Regions from separate parts of the Homo sapiens genome. Here region 1 is linked to region 2. Evidence: read pairs that join two places in POLR2A ChIA-PET (ENCODE). Cell type or tissue: GM12878. All regions are shown on one strand. Each heading gives the region's core, and the rest is flanking DNA. Links, peaks and the distances in the headings are about the cores only.

What was found. Peaks named below come from ENCODE experiments on the same cell type or tissue, not always from the same donor. Only the 100,000 strongest peaks of a DNase experiment are listed, where the experiment ranks them.
Region 1: POLR2A ChIA-PET joins it to region 2 with 6 read pairs; 7 of 35 experiments call an interaction of 5 or more read pairs at or near these places.

Annotation. Positions count from the first base shown.
Region 1 is chr16:8,814,085-8,824,930 of GRCh38, reverse strand. The region is part of intron 7 of PMM2 (phosphomannomutase 2); the gene reads right to left. Among named protein-coding and RNA genes, the nearest start is that of PMM2, 22 kb to the right of the region's middle. RefSeq lists silencers at 5,686-5,735, 10,259-10,358. In GM12878, for the core only: no CTCF peak of the experiment used is centred there; a DNase peak (open chromatin) is centred at 5,830; H3K27ac peaks cover 866 bases.
Region 2 is chr16:8,657,146-8,667,991 of GRCh38, reverse strand. It overlaps a transcript of METTL22 not described here. Among named protein-coding and RNA genes, the nearest start is that of ABAT, 12 kb to the left of the region's middle. In GM12878, for the core only: a CTCF peak has its summit at 6,835 (motif pointing left); no DNase peak of the experiment used is centred there.

The sequences.
Region 1 (10,846 bases), core at 3,947-7,946, 160 kb before region 2:
GATTTTTATTTGGCTTTGGAGTAAACTATTAAAAAAAATAAAAGAAAGATTCAGTTGGCCTCATGCTATCTTCACTGGGTTTTGTTGTTTAGAAAGCTGAGTCTTCTCTCTATCAGAGTAAAGGTTTTTCCTGTTACAAAATGTTTGAGTTATCATTGTGGCTAAATGAATTACTTATGGTGACCTGGGATTCTACTTTGTGATATCTAGTGTTTCAAACCTTTGATATTTAACAAACTTCCCAAGATCAAATTCTAAGTTAAAAAAAAAAAGTCCCCTAAAGTCCAAAAGAGGCATATTTGGCTTATTTGGTGTATTAAAATTATGTAGGAAGCACTGTCAAATATAAAAAAGTGTTTAACTTTCTTTGGGTTTATAGTCGTATAACTATGTTATTAGTATGTGTTACAAAATTGTGTAAGACTCCTATAATTCTGATACGTCTCAGTATATGTTATGAGTAATAATTATAACTGTTCTGTTAAACTGTGTGTCACAGAGATGACCAGATTTCCTTGTTGACTGCATCTTTAACTACGGCTGTCCTGAGACTTTTGTTACCCACAGGCAGTTGCTGTCTTGGTTTTATCCTTTTCAAAAGGCAGTTTATAATCAGATATAGTACTCTAATGGGTACTCTTGAATGCAGGTCTCTGATAACTTTACAAATTGTGCCATTGGAATGGAGGAAAAAAAACTTCTAGGATCCTCATGGAGAGCTGATGTGTTAAACATTGTTAATCCTTTTGTTTTTCAGAGTCCAGAAAACTATTTTTCTTTTGAGCTATTTACAACTTTAACAATTGAGTTAAAGTATACTTCTGTGAGCAAAATTTAGAGCATATTGCCTTCTCTCTGATTTCTCCAGAATTTGGAAACTATTTGTGAGTATTCTCAACTTATGGCAGTATAATTATTTGTGCAAGGGCAGTAACAATCTGTTTTCTTTTGTAATAGGATACAATTAGAGATGCCGGTTACTTTACCAAGGCTTTGACTGGTACGACATACTTTCAAATATAAACAGACTGCTTTAAGGAACAAAGTTGACTAACAGAGCCAATAGAAGTCCCTTGGAAAAGCTGGCCTCATACCTTGTCTACACAGTCCCTGTACGGGGTTCCTGAACTGTGGTAAATAAAGACCGTCACTTTTTGACAGGCCCAGGAGCCCCAAATTATCTTAGGACCATGAGAAGAAAAAATTTCACCCAACTCATACAGGTTTATCTTTGCAGGTATAGTAGATAAATCCATGGCTGGGCTCGAGGCTTTAAAAAAGTCTAACCTGAGATTTCTTATGGAACAAAGTTTCAGCAAAGCCAATTTTAAAAACAGCCTATCTGGCAAACAATTATTCTTGCTTTACTTTATACAAATAATCAGGCCAAGCTTAATAAGACTATGACTTATTTTGCAAGTAAACTTGTCCTACTACGGTTTGTCTTTAATAAAAATAAGGATGGGAGAGGGAAAAAAGTGTTTCAAAAAACTATGATACACCCTGCTGTTAGATTCTAGTCTTGTCCTTTGTTCTTGAGTTTTTATTATTTCCTGCAATTTGGACTAAATCCTGAATTCTCTGTGGGCTACAATTCCCAAACTAATGCTTTCAATTTTTTTTTCCCACTTTTCTGACTTGGACTCAATTAAATTGCTACTACCTTTTTCCTGAGGCCCTGCAAGCTGAAGCTTATTCTTTGTAATACAGATGACAAAAACATGTCAAATTGCCACTGCCTTCCTCCTCTATAACTAAAGATGCCTAGCCCATCTCCAGTGCCATCTCTTGATAATGGAAACAGCTGTTTAACTGAACTGATCTAGTCTTAGGACTAGGAAAACTGACTAAAAAGATAAGGATGAGTATATTTAAATTTCCTCTTTCCTGTCTACCCCAATCTGTCTGTCTAACAACCTCTGACCCAAATCTCTCTCTGCTAGTAACCCCATGTCTGATTGGTTCTTGGAGCTATTTACCTGGGTCCCTCAGAGCTTAGGATCAATTCTACAAAAGCTTCTGAAGCCAGGACTTTCACTCTTTATCCTAGGACTCATTTGTTAAAACTATAGATGAGAATACTAATGCCTTTGTCATGCAGGCCTTCAAACCCTAACCAGGAACCCCTGAGTAGAAGCAGACAGCTGCAAAGTGGTTTCACTCCTCCTACCTTTGGGTCAACACCTACCCTGACTACGCTCCCTGTCAGCAGAAAGAAGCTAGAGCGGTTATCACTCTTTTCCCATCTTCATATCCCACAGTATGAAGTATTAGGAATAAGGTATTATAAAACCCAACAGGAGGAACTGAAACTGTCTTTGCAAAAATTTTAACTGAGAAAATTATGATGGTGACCTAAATGACTCCATCTTGCTTCTAACTTCCAAGATGTCCTTGTTCATTCCTGGATGCAGACCAAACTAACCTTGGGAGGAATTCAGTTTATAGTTTAACTTTGAAACAATGCCGGTAACAGCCCTTTCCCTGAAATAAACCCCCTTCTTGCCTGGGGACCAGTCTGCCTTTGTAGGACTAACAAATTAGCTACAAGAGTCTGAACCTCCCCAAATTGCTCCTGAAAATAATATCACTGTCATAAAACCTAAGATTGTGCCTGAGATATTTTGTAGACCCTGTGTTCTGATGCAGTATCTGATGCCACACAGACAGGTAATCTGGCTCAACCAGCTCTTTGATCCCACCAGGAACAGAAGATAGCAAGAAAAACTCACTTCCACCCCCTATGATTTCATCTCCAAGCCGACCAATCAGCAATCTCCACTTCCCAAGCCCCTACCCAGCAAGTTATCCTTAAAAACTCTGATCCCCAAATTCTTGGAGAGGCTGATTTGAGGAATAATAAAACTCCAGTCTCCTGTACAGCCAGCTCTGCGTGAATTACCCTTTGTCTACTGCAACTCTCCTGTCTTGATAAATCGGCTCTTGTCTAGGCAGTGGGCAAGGAGAACCTGTTGGGCAGTTACAGGGCCAATGAGACAAGAGCCTGCTCTGAAATGGCGTAGAGCAGTAGTGGCTCTCCCTGGCTAGAGTCCCTGGGGATGCCTTAAAAATGCTTGTTTGGGGCATGGCCCAAGCCCAGGGTCATGATGTTTTGAAAGTGATCAGGTGATTCCAATATATATCCAGGGCTGAGCACCAGTGACTTAGAATCTAGGAAAAAACACCCCTTGGCTTGGGGGCGAGGGTGGAACCTGAGCTGGCCAAGGGGCTAGTGGCCCTAGGGCGAGTGACCCTTGGGTCTGTTGACGGCTCTGAGCACAGCCCTCTCATTTCACCTCTCCGGCCTTCAAGGGCAGAGGAGACAGCTCTGTGACGGATCTGGGCCTGGAATGCCCACAGGAGATGCCGATTCTGCGGACATCAAGGGGCTCCCTGGAAGGCCAGCCCCACTCCAGGGGTTTGAAGCCAGTGTCTCCCTGAATGAAAGAGCTTCAGCACAGACACAGGCAGGGATGCTCACTCTGTGGGCTGGTTGTTAGCCACAGTCCTATTCCTGGGACCAACACCCAGGGCCATGGACTCTGTGGAGTCTGGCACTCAGGAGGAAGGTGGGCTAGCAGGAACATCTGAAGCTCGTGGCTCCCATGCATGACACCCTGCTTCCTGGCCTCCCACACAGGAGCGGGTGGGACATCTCCACCAGGCTGAGAACCTCTCATCAATTTCTGCCAGTCAGTTCTGGAAGCTGACTGTGGGAGCGGCAATTCACTCAGGGTCCCTCCAGGAGTGAGGGACTCACATGTTAAGAAGCTAAGTCTGCCACCAGCCACACAAGAAGACCTGGGTCTCAAATCATGTGGTCCCAGCAATAAGTAGTAAGACAGATCTATCCACAGAATCCATTCTGTGCCCTCCTTAGCCTTGAGTCCTGAAAGAGCTACAGATGCTAGGCATGGTTAAGTCCAGGATCGCAAAGGCCAACTGCCATCCAAAGCCTAACTTGGAACCTGAGGACAGGAGGACATGGTTCACTAATTCACGCTCTAATGAACTGTTGGAAGGTGTGTAGGAAGGTGCTCACTCACAAGGATGGCCCTTCACTGAGGGACTTGGCAGGCTCCAATCTCTTAGGAAAATCTCAATAACAGATGAGCCTTTGAATAACTTTCTTAGAAAGTGAAGGAAGCAGACGCTGGTTGTGGACCAGGCCAAAGATGCATGTCCCAGCTGCCTTTCCTGAGTCAGGCCCTGCGTCACCCACTTTCCTCAGATGCCTTCACTTCATTCTCATATGACTCCTTCAGAAGAGCAACTGTGGTCGGGAGTGGTGGCTCACGCCTGTAATTCCAGCACTTTGGGAGGCCAAGGTGGGCGGATCACTTGAGGTTAGGAGTTCAAGACCAGCCTGGCCAAGATGGTGAAACCCCGTCTCTACTAAAAATACAAAAATTAGCCAGGCGTGGTGGTGGGCACCGGTAATCCCAGCTACTCAGGAGGCTGAAGTGGGAGGATCACTTGAGCCCAGGAGTTCAAGATTACAGTGAACCAAGATTGCGCCACTGCACTCCAGTCTGGGTGACAGAGTGAGACCTTGTCTCAGGAAAAAAAAAAAAAAAAAGAAGAACTGTGTCCTCACTGGGCTGACGAGGTCACTGTCACTGTCCTCACTGTCACAAGGTCACTGGTGAATGGTGGGGCCAGATCTGGGTCAACATGGTCCACACTGATACAAACCTCTTTTAAGCTAATTTTGTTTTTCTTTATTTGTTTATTGAGACAGAATTTCACTCTGTTGCCCAGCCTGGAGTGCAATGGCACAATCTCAGCTCACTGCAACCTCCGCCTCCCGGGTTCAAGCGCTTCTCCTGCCTCAGCCTCCTGAGTAGCTGGGATCCAGGCATGCGCCACCACGCCCAGCTAATTTTTGTATTTTTAAGCTAATTTTAAAGGCAGATCTTCCTTATTAACATTTCTGGAGAATAAAATGTTGCACAATTTACTTAAAAGGAAGGCAGGTAGCATGTTAGAAGCGATGTAGGAGAATGACAGAGGCGAGGCTTTCAGATCCCAGCTTAGTCTCTGACTAGCTGAGACCCTGGACTTCCCACTGTGCTTCCTCTGTAAGAGGGAGGATGCTGCTGTCTCCCCTGGGAGCATGTACAACATAAGTGTCCAGCTCAGGGTCTGACACTGAGGAAGTGCTGGAAGATTTACATTTCCTCCCTTTTTTCAATTTTTAAAAATTTTTAATTTTTATTGTTTTTTTTTTTTTTAAGAGACGAGGTCTCGCTCTGTTGCCTAGGCTGGAGTGCAGTGGCGCAATCGTGGCTCACTATAATCTTGAACTCCTAGGCTCAAGTAATCCTCCCACTTCAGCCTCCCTAGTAGCCAGGATTACAGGGATTACTCAGATCCTTTTCTCAAGTTGATTTAAAAATTTTATTTTTCAATAGATAGCACATTCATATAGTTCAAACATATTAAGAAAGAGTTAAGACCTAGGTGGCAATTCTCTCTCCTGTCCTCCCCACCCCCACAGTAACCTCTGTAAATTTCATCCATTCAGACTCCTTTTATGCATTTATAAGCTAACAAAAAGAGAAATTCCTTTGCCCTCTTTAGACAAAAATGTAGCCAGCACATTACTTATATTGTCCTGCACTTTGCTTTGATCACCTAACAAAAAGCCCTAGAGATGGGTCCACATGGACTCTTTTTACAGCTACATGGCATCCCAGTGCAGAGACAGACCACTGTCATGTGGCCAGCCTCCTGAGGAGCAGCGGGGCTGTCCCCAACCCTGAACCCTCTGCGTGAGTCTTTCACACATGCTTGAGTGCACTGATAGCCAAATTACCCAAAATGGAAGCGTCAAGTCAAAAACCAAACCAGCTGCTTGATATTCATGAAGTGTTAGAATGTTTTCATGTTGCAACTGCCTTAAAGCCAAGATGACTTTTACAGAAAGCATGGGTAAGTACAGGTTCTCTTGCCTGCGAATTCAGAGTGGCTGAGGGTGATCCAGCCAGGGTGGTTTCTGGAAAGCCATGCAGAGCCATGTGTGGTGTGTGCTCTCTGCCCTTGCCGTCTCTCTCTCTCTGCAACAAACCAAGGTACTCCATGCCAGGCCCAGGGCCTCCATGCTGAACTCAGAGCCAGATTTTAAGAAACACTGGCTTTTGTGGCTGATGGGAAGAATGACAGGGTTTCTGAAGATGGCAAATATTTTGAAAAGCAACGGCCAACGCCACACTTCCTCACTCTGCTCTCGAGTTGCTCCAAGCAGATGGCACCCTTTATGTAACACCAGACTCTGCCTCCTGGAGGCTGTGCTGCTGGAAGAGGCTGCTAAGCCTCAGGGCCTGGCTGAGAAATGGCTTTTTTACTGACAGCCTCAGCTCAGGATCACTTCCCTGGACGCCGGCAAAAACATCAAACTTCATTAGGAAAGGAAAAAACCCCAGCTTTCTAAATGTCTATCACTGAAAATGCAAAGTGTAAGGCTAGTATTTGGATTGCTCTGCACCTGAAGTTTCAAGAACTGATAGGTTGTTTGAAGGTTTACATGGCTGGACTGCTAATTTCCATTTCTAGAAAACCGCTGACGAAAAGGATCAGGGATGGGGGCAAAGAATCGTGCAAGAATGTTCACCACAGCATTAGTTATGATAGCAAAACCCCTTAAACCACCCAACGTGCCTCTGCAAGGGAGGTGAGTAACTGATGCCTAATGAGAGAATATTATACAGCCATTAAAAATCTTCTTTGCGCCAGGCGCAGTGGCTCACGCCTGTAATCCCAGCACTTTGGGAGGCCGAGGCGGACGGATCACGAGGTCAGGAGATCATGACCATCCTGGCTAACATGGTGAACCCCATCTCTACTAAAAATACAAAAAATTAGCCGGGCGTGGTGGTGGGCACCTATAGTCCAAGCTACTCGGGAGGATGAGGCAGGAGAATGGTGTGAACCCGGGAGGTGGAGCTTACAGTGAGCCGAGATCACGCCACTGCACTCCAGCCTGGGTGACAGAGCAAGACTCTGTCTCAAAAAAAAAAAAAAATCTTCTTTGCAAAGAATATTCACTAATATGATAAAAATAAAATACGTTAAGAGAAAGAAAACTAAAACTAAAACAACATGTAAGGATCCCACTTTTGGGATCATATACATAGAAAGGCTGGGACATTGTTGGATGATTATAGGTGACTTTCTTTTTCTTCTTCGTACTTTCTCTAATTTTCTATAATGAATGCACAGGTTAATTTACAATTGGGGGAAAGCTTCCATTAAATAATACTCATTTTTTAAAACGTAGGTAAGATTTTAAAAATAGAATCCAGGCATGGTAATGCAATGGTTAAACAGAATAGAAAACCCTCTAATTCCCAAATGAAGAATTCCCAAAATAAGTCATTTTCTGATTATCCAAGAACTGCATTCCATTCTGCAAAGTCCCAACTGAGGCTTCTAAATGGCTATTTACATGAAGCAAGAATGTCATCATTACAGAACAATCTGCTGTCGTGTGTCTTAATAGCTCTCCTCTCTGTCTACAAGAAATGGCACCAAGCTAGAGAAGGACTGAGGAAGCTTCCGGGCATCCCTTAGATCCTAGGTGTCATTTCATTAGCTTAATTTTTTTAAAGACATGAAGTCAGACGGTGATCTTTTTCAAAGCCTGCACTGAAAGCATTTCTGCATCAAAAGCATTTCAACAAAAGGATGTGGTTATAAAACCATATGTAACTGTCATTAAGAACAAACCTGAATGCTACACCTCCTTCAAAGTACCCAGTTCATCTGGGATTTAGAACAAGATCTTTCTACCCCACTGAGAGAGAGCTTATCGTAGTGGAAAGCACACTCATTTAAACAGCAGGTATCACCAGCTGTGGTAGTGCACGCCTCTAATTCCAGCTACTTGGGAGGCTGAAGCGGGACAATTGCTTGAACTCAGGAGTTGGAGTACAGCCTGGGCAACACAGCAAGACCCTGTCTTTATTTTATTTTATTTTAAACAGCAGGTATCTCTTTGTGATCCTGATTTCAATTATTTTGGATATATATCTCTAAGTGGAACTGCTGGATCATATGGCAGTTCTATTTTTAATTTGAGGAACCACTATGTAGTTTTCCATCATAGCTATGACATTTAACATTTCCCACAACAGTGTACAAGGGTTCTAATTTCTCCACACCCTCGCCAACATTTATTTTATCTTTTTGAGACCGAGTTTCGCTCTTGTTGCCCAGGCTGGAGTACAATGGCACAATCTCAGCTCACTGCAACCTCCACCTCCCGGGTTCAAGCAATTCTCCTGCCTCAGCCTCCCAAGTAGCTGGGATGACAGGTGTGCACCACCATGCCCAGCTAATTTTGTATTTTTAGTAGAGACGGGGTTTCTCCATGTTGGTCAGGCTGGTCTCGGAACTCCTGACCTCAGGTGATCCGCCCACCTTGGCCTCCCAAAGTGCTGGGATTATAGGTGTGAGCCACCGCACCCAGCCACCAACATTAAAAAAAACAAAATTAGCCATCCTGGCCCAGTGTGGTGGCTCACGCCTATAAGCCTAGCACTTTGGGAGGTCAAGGTGGGTGGATCACTTCAGGTCATGAGTTCGAGACCAGGCTGGCCAACATGGTGAAACCCCATTTCTACTAAAAATACAAAATTAGCTGGGCATGGTGGCGGGCGCCTGTAATCCCAGCTACTCGGGAGGCTGAGGTATAAGAATAGCTTGAACTCAGGAGGCAGTGGTTGCAGTGAGCCAAGATCGCATCACTGCACTCCAGCCTGGGTGACAGAGCAAAACTCCGTCTCAAAATAAAATAAAATAAAATGGCCATCCTGGCAGGTGTGAGGTTTATCTCATTGTAGTTTTGATTTGCATTTCCCTGAACACTGATGTTGAGCCTTTTTTTATATACCCACTGGCCATCTGCATGTCTTCTTTGGAGAACTGTCTATTCAAGTCCTTTGCTCATGTTTTAAATTGTTTTTTTTTTTGCCATTGAGTTGTTGGAGTTTCTTATACATTTTGGATACTAGCCCTTTTATCAGATATATGGTTTGCAAATATTCTCTTCCCCTCTGTAGGTTGCTTTTTCATTCTGATTATTTCCCTTGCTGTGCAGACACTTTTTAGTTTGACGTTGTCCAACTTGTTTGTTTTGCTTTTGTTGCCTGTGCTTTTGGTGTCACATCTAAAATATCATTGCTTTTTCCCTATGTTTTTTTTCTAGGAGTTTTACAGTTTCAGGTCCTGTGTTTAAGTCTTTAATCCATGGGTAGATGGCCAAAAGGACGAAGTCAGGATCTCAGAGAGGTATCTGTACCCCCGTGTTCACTGAAGCATTATTCATAATGGCCAAGATACGGAAACAACTCATGTGTCTACTGACAGAAGAATGGATCAAGAAAATGGAGTATATTCTGACCGGGCACGCTGGCTCACGCCTGTAATCCCATCAATTTAGGAGGCCAAGGCAGGTGAATCTCTTGAGGCCAGGAGTTCGAGACCAGCCTGGCCAATGTGGCAAAACCCTGTCTCTACTAAAAATACAAAAATTAGCCGGGCGTGGTGGCAGGCTCCTGTAATCCCAGCCACTAATCGGGAGGCTGAGGCACGAGAATCACTTGAACCAGGGAACCAGGGAGGTGGAGGTTGCAGTGAGCCAAGATGGTGCCACTGCACTCTAGCCTGGGCGACAGAGCGAGATTCTGCCTCAAGAAAAAAAAAAAAAAAAGAAAGAAAATATAGTGTATTCATACCATGAAACATTATTCCGCCTTAAAAAATAAGGAAACTTGCCATTTGTGCCAGCATGAGTAAACTGAGAAGACATACTGAGTGAATAAGCCCCTTACAGAAGGATGAATACTGCATGATTCCCCTTGTATCAGATATCTAAAGGTGCTAAAGTCATATAAGCAGAGAAAAGAACGGTGGTTGCCAGGGACGGGGCGGTGGAGGAGGGAGATGGAGAGTTGTTGTTCAATGGGTGTAATGTCTCAGTTATGTAAGATGTGTAAGTTCTACAGATCTGTTGGACAAACAGAAGTGCCTATAGTTAACAATACTGTATTGTACACTTAGAAACTTGTTAAGAGGGAATATCTCATGTTAAGTGTTCTTATAACAATAGCAACAAAAAAATCCCAAACCGCCCCCAAAACCAAAGAGGCACAATGATTAAACTCACGAAACTGTGAGCGTTAAATATGTACAGCTTTTGCTGATCAATTATACCTCAATAAAGCTATTTAAAACATACAAAGAACAGGTAGACTTCTTCTGGTGCCACCAGCTCTGTCATTAGCCGTGTGACCTTCGGCAAATCCCTTACCCTTTATGGGTTTCAGTTTTATCATTCTGAAAATAAGTAACAAGCCTCTACTACCACTGTGTACCCCTCATGCTGGAAGACTGTGACGTGGGGACCCTGCTGAAAAGCAAATCTTTCATGGGTAGATCTTAGCAGTGCAGCAAGGATTTTGGAGTGGACCAGAGATCAGAGGGATGAGAAACTCTGAATATGCAGCATTTATGATGCACCTGCTAGGTGCAGGATGGCGAGAAAGCCTGACACGGGCCTGCTGATGGCAAGGTAACCAACACCCCCAGCCTGCATGTGGGAGGGAGGCAGAGGGGCCCAGAGGATGGGAGTAACTGAAAAGGTGATGGGGCTGGGCGCGGCCTGTCATCCCAGAACTGAGAGGCCGAGGTGGGTGGATCGCTGAGGCAGGCAGATTCCTTGAGGCCAGGAATCAAGACCAGCCTGGCCAACATGATGAAACCCTGTCTGTACTAAAAATCACACCTGTCATCCCAGAACTTTGAGCGGCCGAGTTGATTGGATCACTTGAGCCCAGGGGTTTGA
Region 2 (10,846 bases), core at 3,473-7,472:
GACAATACATGGCTGTGGTATCTCCAGGGATCAGTTGGAGTGTAGCTCCCTCATCGAGACTGATGGAAAAAATAGCTAAACATGTACTTCTTTTCTGAGTTCTTTGATGACTTGACTTCTGACAGTGCTTGGCATGCAGTAGGAGTTCTAGGAATACGTATCAATTTCACTGCATGAAAAGGACAGCAGGATGCTGAGGAAGGACATCTTGGAGAGCTCTTGGGGAGCTCTTGGGGAGCTCTTGGCCCTGAGGCGCTGTCCAGGAACTCTGTGCTGAAACTTTACAGAGGAGGAGAAAACCCCAAAAATGTGGCACATATACACCATGGAATACTATGCAGCCATAAAAAAGAATGAGATCATGTCCTTTTCAGGGACATGGATGAAGCTAGAAGCCATCATTCCCAGCAAACTAACACAGGAACACAAAGCCAAACACCACGTGTTCTCACTCATAAGTGGGAGTTGAGCTGTGAGAACACATGGACACAGGGAGGGGAACATCACACACAGGGGCTTGTCAGGGGATTGGGGGGCAAGGGGAGGGAGATCATTAGGACAAATACCTAATGCACGCGGGGCTTAAGACTTAGATGACGAGTTGATAGGTGCAGCAAACCACTATGGCACATGTATACCTATGTAACAAACCTGCACATTCTGCACATGTATCCCAGAACTTAAAATAAAATAACAAAATAATAAAGAAAATAAAAATTTAAAATAAATAAATAAAACAACTTTATTAATTTTATTAACATAAAAATTTTGTTAAAAGAAAACCTGAACTGAGATTGAACTCTTCCCCACTGAGAAAGCAAGCCCAGGCATCCTTTCTCCCTCTCGTCCTCATCTCTCCTCCCTACAGACAATGGAAGATGAAAATCAGGAGACAGAGCCGGGCGCGGTGGCTCAGGCCTGTAATCCCAGCACTTTTGGGGGCTGAGGTGGGTAGATCAACTGAGGTCAGGAGTTCGAGACCAGCCTGGCTAACATAGTGAAACCCTGTCTCTACTAAAAATACAAAAAACAAAAAAATTAGCTGGGCATGGTGGCAGGTGCCTGTAATCCTAGCTACTAGGGAGGCTGAGGCAGGAGAATCATTTGAATACGAGAGGCGGAGGTTGCAGTGAGCCGAGATGGTACCATTGCACTACAGCCTGGGCAACAAGAACAAAACTCCATCTCAAAGAAAAAAAAAAAAAAAGAAAGAAAGAAAGAAAGAAAAGAAAATCAGGAGACAGCATGGCAGAATGGTTATATCCTCAAACTCTGGAGTTAAAGAGAGTTGGGCTCATATTCTGGCTGTGACGATAAAGAATTACATGACTTTACATAGATGACTTCACTTCTGAGCCTCAGTCCCATCTGTAAAATGGGATGATGATCATAATGTCTGCATCTCAGAGATTTCATGAGTGTTAAGTGGGAGAAGTGCCTTAGAGCACGTAGCAGGCAGTGGCTGGCATGTAGTAAGCACTCAGCAAATATTAGCTATGACCATAAATGTTTTCATAATCATCACTCTTGTAGTTTGGGTTCTCCTAGAAATAGATTCTGAGACAAAGATTTGAGTGCTTTATTTGGGAGGTGATCTCAGGATGATTCCAGGAGATATTGGTGGGTCGATAATAAGGTGTGGGTTATCTAGCAAATAATCACTGTGGGTGACTGCAGCTCCGTTCCATTGGGGAACACTGGGAGCCGGCACAGAACAGTCACTTTAGGATTATCCCACCGTGGAGCAAGGAAGCTGGGGTATTTATACACCAACTACTCCCCGTCATTGGCCAAGAACTGCTTGCTCAGGATGTCAACTCCCCAGCACTTCTGGCCACCTGTCCCTTTCAGGTTGAGCAGACTCTCAGGCAACCAAAGAACACCCTCAGGGTGAGTCTCAGATGATAGAGGCAGGTGAACTTGCAAAGAAATGGAAAATGCTGCACAGATATTGGCTTTTCCTCCTGCACCATCACCTGTGGCCACAGCTAAGGTTCTAAATGCCTCTCTGCTGGGCTATCATAGTCTGTGCTCACTTCTGTAATAGCATTTGTCAACTTCATTAATTCATTCAGTCATTAATTCTGTAGCTCATTCGCACCCTCAGGTATTCATCCATTTACTCACTTATACTTCCACACTTAACTGCTGACTAAATGCTACATGCAGGCCTCAGGCTCCTAAATGGTCTATTCCAGGGGTGTCTCCGCCTGGCCAGGAAGCTCCTTGGGGAGAAGCCCTGGGCCCGATTGGTCTTCTGGTGCCAGGTATTCAGCACAGCGTCTGGCACACAGCAGGGCTCAGGATGTGTTTAATGGAGCTGAAGCAAATTAGAGCCCAGAGTAGGGTTTTTCTCTTCTACAAACTGAGCGTGCTGTGAAGATCCAGGCTTTCTTCAAGCTGGGTACTTGTTAACCAGATGTTTCAAATACCTGTCCTACGAGAAAAGTCTTTGTGAAATGAATCTTGGGAATCCTGGAAGTTTTCAGACACGAAGTGTATGCAAACGCTCAGTCTCCTGCTGAATTCAGAGGCAGCAGAGGGAGGGGCTTTGCCTGGAAGGTGCCAGGCTGTATGCTGGGTCCCAGAGGCAGCTCCTGACTTGGAGTCACCAGGGTTCAAGGTCAGACCCACCGTTCCTTCTCAGGCATTTGTCTCTCTCAGCCTCAGCTATTTTTGTTTTATTTTGTTTTGAGAGAGCGTCTCACTCTCATCACCCAGGCTGCAGTGCGGTCTTGGCTCACTGCAGCCTCGATCTCCTTAACTCAAGTGATTCTCCCACTTCAGACTCTTGAGCAGCTAGGTCTACAGATGTGCACCACTATGCCTGTTTATTATTATTACTTTTTTTGTATTTTTAGTAGATACGGGGTTTCACCATGTTGCCCAGGCTGGTCTCAAACTCCTTAGAGGATACCGTGGAAACTCCTGCCCTAGAGTCAGGCCCATCAGGGCTCCCACCCAGCTTTCTCGCTCACAGACTGTGGGATCCCTAGTGAGTCCCTCCTCCCCAGGGACCCTCAGTTTCTGTGCCTTTAAAGCAGGGTGATACAGTGAGACGTGCCAGACAACCAAGCAGGTGAGATGATTTTCATTCTGATTTCCTGAGCACCTGGCTCAGGTGCGGGCTGCTCTAGGGCCCTGGATAAGGATCTTTGCATGAAAGACCTCAATGTCACATGAACACACATGGATCACTTGAGATGGGTCCTGGGAAAGAGCTTTAGAGTGGGCTAGACGTGGTGGCTCATGCCTGTCATCCCAGCACTTTGGAAGGCTGAGGTGGGAAGATCACTTGAGCCCAGGAGTTTGATACCAGCCCAGGCAACATAAGGAGACCCCATCTTTACAAAAATACAAAAAATAAATAAATTAGCCTGGTGTGGTGGTATGTGCCTAGGTCCTAGCTACTCAGGAGGCCAAGGTGGGAGCACTGCTTGAGCCTGAGAGGCTGAGGCTGTAGTGAGCCGTGATAGCATCACTGCACTCCAGGCTGGGTGGCAGAGCAAGACCCCATCTCAAAAAAAAAATACATAAATAAAATGTAGGCTGGGCGTGGTGGCTCACACTGTAATCCCAACACTTTGGGAGGCTGGGGCAGGTGGATCACCTGAGGTCAGGAGTTCGAGACCAGCCTGGCCAACATGGTGAAACCCTGTCTCTACTAAAAATACAAAAATTAGCTGGGCATGGTGTCACAGGTGAACAGACAGGTGAACTTGCAAAGAAATAGAAAATGCTTGCAAAGAAATAGAAAATGTCTGTGGTTCCACTTACTTGGGAGCCTGAGGCAGGAGAATCGCTTGAGTCCAGGAGCCGGAGGATGCAGTGAGCCGACATCACGCCATTGCACTTCAGCCTGGGAAACAGAGCGAGACTCCATCTAAAAAAAAAAAAAAAATTAAAAAACTTAGAATGCACAAGTGTAAGGAAAGAGGAAAGATCATTGCCTAGCCCAGTGGTTATTAACTGGGGCCATCTAGCCACAGCTGGAGACAGTTTTGGTTGTCATGACTGTGGTCGGGGGTGGGAGACAGGGAGGTGCTCCTGGCATCCGGTGGGTAGAGGCCGAGGGGACTGCTGAATGCTCTACAATGCATAGGACAGTCTCCTATGACATGGGATTACTGAGCCCAACACGTTGGCAGTGCTGAGACTGAGAAACCTCACTCTAGTGTAACTCCTCTAGTCTGACAAATGAAACCCAGAAAGGTCTAAGATGATCCAAGATGTGATCAGCAGACTGACCTTGGGCAAGCTTTAATTTCTCCAAGCCTCAGTTGCTTCATCTGTAAAATGGATGTAAGAATAATAGTACTTACCCCACAGGGCTGTGAAGAGGTTTAAAAGGGATACAGAGTCAGGGCTGGGAAAACACAGGCAGAAAAATAGGAGGAGTGGGAGGACCTCCCCCAGCCTCCAGGTGGGGCCCCCACCTGGGTGGGGCCCCCTCTTGATTTTAGCTCTGAACTCTTCCCCAGGTGACCCTCCCACTGGAACATCCAGGTATGTGTTGTCATAGAAACCTTTCAGGGACGGTGCACTCGAGAGCTTGACTGATTTTTTTTCTCCCCAAAATAACCCACCCTGTCAGTCAAGTAACACTTAGGCGAAGTGGTTAGGCAAGTGAGACTGTTTTACCATCATTAACTGTTGAGCAGGACGCCTACTTGGGGAATTTCCATTCTCCCAAGACACACAGTTAATAGAAATGCAACAGAGATTAATAATAATAGGGAGATGATGATGATGATGGCTTGGCTACCTTTTTTTTTTTTTTTTTTTGAGACGGAGTTTTGCTCTTGTCACCCAGGCTGGAGTGCAGTGGTGCAATCTTGGCTCACTGTAACCTCTGCCTCCCGGGTTCAAGTGATTCTCCTACCTCAGCCTCCCAAGTAGCTGATTATAGGCGCCTGCCATCATGCCCGGCTAATTTTTGTATTTTTAGTAGAGACGGGGTTTCACCATGTTGGCCAGGCTGGTCTCGAACTCCTGACCTCAGGTGATCCACCCGCTTCAGCCTCCCAAAGTGCTGGGGTTACAGGTGTGAGCCACCACGCCTGGTGATGGCTACCATTGCTTGAGCTTTTCTTCCTTGCCCTGTTATATGTTAGGTGCTTGACAGACATTACCAAGTCCAACTTTGAGAAGTAAGTACTAGTAGTGTGCGCATTTTACAGACCAGGATTCTGAGGCTCAGAGAGGTGAGTGTTCGGGCTGGTTTGAGTTCAGATGCCAGGTGCCATGTTCTAACCATCAAGCTTTATTGCCTCTGAGGAACCTCCAGTGGAAAGGGGTGCTGGGGGAAGGCTCTGTTCCTTTTGTCCCTGTCTCCAGGACCCAAACCATCAGCTTCATGCTCTTTCTTGGTGAGCTCTGAAGCTGGAAACTCCACCACCAGTCCATGCATCCCACTGTGAAGGTTGTCACCTTCCTGGTCTAGAAGAAACGCTCCAAAGAAACACCCCCAAGAAACGCTCCCACATGGCTCTAACAGCAGTTGTTTCCTGAAGCCTGAGGCAGGCAGAATAAGACTGTCATCATGTCCCAGCCCTGGCATGTCAAACCCTTCAATCCATCCAAAGACAATGGCACAGCATAAGCTCCAATCCACAAGGCTCCTGGATTCCTTCAGACAAACAATATTCACCCTGGGCAGGGGTCATGGAAAGAGCTCTGGGTTTCCAATGGAAAGACAGAACCGGTGTTAGATCCCACCTCTTGTTACTTCTTTGCTATTTTTATTTTTAGAGACAGAGTCTCGCTCTATTGCCCAGGCGGGAGTGCAGTGGTGCAGTCACAGTTCACTGTAACCTCAAACTCCTGGGCTCAAACAATTCTCTTGCCTTGGCCTCCTGAGTAGCTGGGACTACGGACACGTGCCACTGCACCCAGCTGATTGTTTTTCTTTTGGTAGAGACAGTCTTGGTATGTTGTCCAGGCTGGTCTTGAACTCCTGGACTCAAGTGATCTTCCCACCTCTGTCTCTCAAAGTATTGGGATTATAGGCGTGAGCCACCATGCCAAGCCCATTCTTGCTACTTCTGAGTCCTGTGACCTCAGACAGCCTCTGTAAAGATTCGAGCCTTAGCTTACGTGTCCCTAAAATGGGTACAGGAGGCTGGGCACAGTGGCTCATGCCTGTAATTCCAGCATTTTGAGAGGCCAAAGTGGGAGGATTGCTTGAGGCCGGGAGTTCGAAATCATCCTGGTCAATATAGTGAGACCCTGTCTCTACAAAAATATAATAATAATAGTGATAAAATAAAATAGAATAAAATAATATGAGTACAAAGTTGTTGGGCAGATAAATGAGATCAATTTTAAGTTCTTTTTTTTTTTTTTTTGAGACGGAGTCTCGCTGTGTCGCCCAGGCTGGAGTGCAGTGGCTCAATCTCGGCTCACTGCAAGCTCAGCCTCCTGGGTTCACGCCATTCTCCTCCTCAGCCTCCGCAGTAGCTGGGACTACAGGCGCCCGCCACCACGCCCGGCTAATATTTTGTGTTTTTAGTAGAGACGGGGTTTCACCATTTTAGCCAGGATGGTCTCGATCTCCTGACCTCGTGATCTGCCCGCCTTGGCCTCCCAAAGTGCTGGGATTACAGGTGTGAGCCACCGCGCCCGGCCAACGGTAAGTTCTTAATAAAGGCGGGTTTTATCTGAATTCGGGTTTGGGGCTAGCTGGGTACTGGCGGCTCTCAGAACTCACGTGCTGCTGTACAATGTATAGCAGGTTAGTTAGGGTCCCCCGAGAGTCACTGTAGACCCACACGTTGGCATGGCTGCCAGGACTGATGATTACCTTGGATTCCTTTCTGGCACGTCTGGCCCTGGATTCATGAGGCTGGGGCACCACCTTGTGGTGAGAATCCTGCCAGGGGCCAGCAGGGACGCAAGGTGCCTGACGGCCCTGCTTCCCTCAAGCCGCGGAACCTGGGGGAGGAGAACATGACATCCAGACCCTTTGGGAGACTTGAAGCCAAGACCAAACTCATCACCTGTCTTCCCCACTGGTCGGGCCAGAGTCCGGATCCCTGGTAGCTCTGGGTTTCCGTTCACTCATCCGCTCACCCACTCAGCACAGCTCCTCCTCCTCCTCCTCCTCCTCCTCCTCTTCCTCCTCCTCCTCCTCTTCCTCCTCCCCCTCCTCCCCCTCCTCCCCCTCCTCCTCCTCCTCCTCCTCCTCCTCCTCCTCCTCCTCCTCCTCCTCCAAGACTTGCCCACTTGCCGGCCCAATCTCCCCACCTGAAGCAGCGACCGCCCTCATTCACACTCTTCCAGCCCCCGATGGCTCTATTGTTCTTTCTAGTACTTACCAACACTGCCAAGGCTATAATTCTCAAACCATTAAAACATAATTATCTTAAAGTCAGTAGTGAGTATGTATTAAAAGTCTTATTTACTTTACTAATGAGGGCCTAGGCACAATGACAAAGCTGGCTCCAATGAGAATTCGAAAAACAGGGATTCTTCTAGGAAGTAGGAAAAATGAGGAGATAAAATTGCCATATTATGCTGGGCGCAGTGGGTCACACCTGTAATCCCAGCACTTTGGGAGGCCGAAGCAGGCGGATCACTTGAGGTCAGGAGTTCGAGACCAGCCTGGCCAACATGGTGAAACCCCCATCTCTACTAAAAAAAAATACAAAAATTAGCCAGGTGTGGTGGTGTGCGCTTGTAGTTCCAGCTTGGGAGGCTGAGGCACGAGAATTGCTTGAATCCAGAGGGCGGAGGCTGCAGTGAGCTGAGATCACACCACTGCACTCCAGCCTGGGCAACAGAGTGAGACTCCATCTCAAAACAAACAAACAAAAAAACAAAAACAAAAACAAAAACAGGCCATGTTACACATAAAGTCAGTTAATGTCCTACAGGGCAAAAATCACTGTACCCTTTGGGGTGATTTTCCTACTAGACAGAAGAGAAAAGCATCACATGATTTCAGTTCAACAGAAATGAAAAATGTGGCCAGATGTGGTGGCTCACACTTATAATCCTAGCATTTTGTGAGGCTGAGGTGGGAGGATGGCTTGTGCTCAGGAGTTTGAGACCAGCCTGGGCAACATAGTGAGACCCCGTCTCTACAAGAAATACAAAAAATTAGCTGGGTATGGTGACTTGTGCCTGTAATCCCAGCTACTTGGTGGGGCTGAGGTGGGAGGATCGCTTGAGCCCAGGAGGTCGAGGCTGCAGTGAGCCAAGACTGCGCCACTGCACTCCAGCCTGGGTAACAAGGTAAGACGCTGTCTGGAAAAAAAAAAAGCGAAGTCCTTGCGCCCTAATCAATTTAATCAATTGTATACACAAGTGCTGCACTGTCCTGATGGCTCTAGCATGCAGTCACCTTTTTGCCTCACTTGTAGCTTTTGGACTGTGGTTCTTTACACTACCTGACATTATATTTTGCATTTATTTGTTTATTGCAGGTTGCCTCCTCTAGAATGTAGGCTTCGTGAGGTCAGACAGGTGTAATGCCTGGCTCCCTGCTGCCTCCCAATACCTCATAAATATCCAGCATGTGGACACTCCTTGGTAGATATTTGCAGAATGGCTGGGAGGGTCAGGCTGGGCAATTCATATGATGCCAGCTCTGTCATTCCAGGACTCATGATCTGGTGAAGGATGGATGATTATCATACCAAGTTTTTTTTGTTCGTTTTTTTTTTTTTTCCTCATTCTGTTGCCCAGGCTAGAGTACAGAGGCGCAATCTTGGCTCACTGCAACCTCTGCCTCCCAGGTTCAAGCAATTCTCCCTTCTTAGCCTCACAAGTAGCTGGGACTACAGGGGCACACCACTGTGCCCAACTAATTTTTGTATTTTTAGTACAGATGGGGTTTCACCATGTTGGCCAGGCTGGTCTCGAACTCCTGACCTCAAGTTATCTGCCCACCTTGGCCTCCCAAAGTGCTGGGATTACAGGTGTGAGCCAGCGTGCCTGGCTGATTATCACACCAAGTTTTAAATGGGCTGTGGACACTGGGGAAGGCTTTGTGGAAGAAGGGGCAGGGGAGAGGGGCTGGGTGGGTGGTTTGAGAGGGTGAGGAGGGGTTGCATTAAGGCACATGGCCAAGAGAGTGGTGCATTCTCGGAGTGGGGAGGATTCAATATGGTGGATGAGATGGGGCTGGGAAGGGAGGCAGGGGCCAGGCCTTGGAGGGCCTTGTGGGCCCTGCAAAGGGATTTGGGCTTTGTGCAATGACCTCCCAGAGTGGGTGTCTACAGTAGAGCCTTGACGTGCACTCTGGTCAAATCTGGACTGAAAAGCCAAGTCCCCGCCCTCCCAAAGACGGAGATATGTTAATAGCAGGAAGATCTTTCGGTATATTTACATGCTGGAGAGTAAATATTTTCAAAGATCCCTCACAGCATCTCAGGATATCCTTCTGACCGATGCCAAGTATTCACCTGAGGATATGAGGCATACCATGTCCACCTAGCTCTTCTGGAGCCGAGGAGCAACCGGGCTTCAGCCAAGATCTTTGAGATTGAGCCTGGGGACTTCCTCCCCATTCCCTGTCTCCTTCAGCTTTGCAGTGGCTTGTAGTGTTTCTTTACCATGAGGTGCACATTTCTGAGCCTATATCCCTTGGGTTCTGGATGAGTTTGCTTTGGTAACAAATGACCACAAACTGGGGGATTAAAACAGTGGAAATGGATTATTTCAGTTCTGTAAACCAGAAGTCCGCAATCAAGGTGTCAGCAGGGACTCACGCCTCCAAAGGCTCAAGGGGAGGGTTCTTCCTTGCCTCTTCCAGTTTCTGGTGATCCCGGGTGCTCCTTCATGTGGCAGCATCACTCTGATCTCTGCCTTCATAGGCCATCTTCACTGTGGTTCTCAAATCTCCCTCTCCTTTCTCTTATAAAGACATCAGGGGCAGAGCACGGTGGCTCATGCCTATAATCCCAGCACTTTGGGAGGCCAAGGTGGGAGGATTGCTTGAACTCGGGAGTTTGAGACCAGCCTGGGCAACATGGTGAAACCCCGTCTCTGCTAAAAACAGACAAAATTAGCCAGGCATGGCGTCACACGCCTGTATCCCAGCTACTCAGGAGACTGAGATGGGAGGATAGCTTGAGTCCAGGAGGTTGAGGCTGCACTGAGCTATGATCACACCACTGAACTCCAGCCTGGGTGACAGAGAGAAACCTTGTCTCAAAAAAAAAAGAAAGAAAAGAAAAGAAAAAAGAAGGACACCAGTCATTAGATTTAGGACCCGCCCTAAATCCAGGACGACTGTCAAGACCCTTAACTTAATTAGATCTGCAAAGACCCCTTTCTCAAATGTTTCCAAGTTTCCCATTCATAGGTTCTGGGGTTTAGAACGTGGACATAGCTTGTTTAGGGCCACCATTCAACCCACTATAGTTTCAAAAAGGTGGAAAACATCCTTTGTCTTCAGTTTCTCAGGACTGACTGAAATTGTTTTGAACTCCATATAGTAGACGAAAAGGAACCTGGTTTTATGGGGGACAAGTCTTCCTGCCTTTAGTTAAAGAGGGACAGGACAAAGGCTGAAACCACAGGCAAAGCTATTGTTGGTGTTTTGCAAACTTCAGCCCCCAAGATCACCATCTTTGTGACATTTGCTATTCCTGCTTCCCACTTACATTATTACTTAATATTGTATTTAACTACGCACAAATTATTAACTTAGCCTCAACCGAGAATAATATCCTTCATGTCCCTGGTTTTCAAATGCAAGATACATTTTTCTCCCAGAATACACAAAACAGGGCATGATGGTGTGGTTCAACAACTGGACTAGCTTGGAGGGTGACTTCAAACAGGTTTTGTGAGGTCTTGTAATGACATCGATCCTCCCTGAAGTGGCATCTTCCTCTCT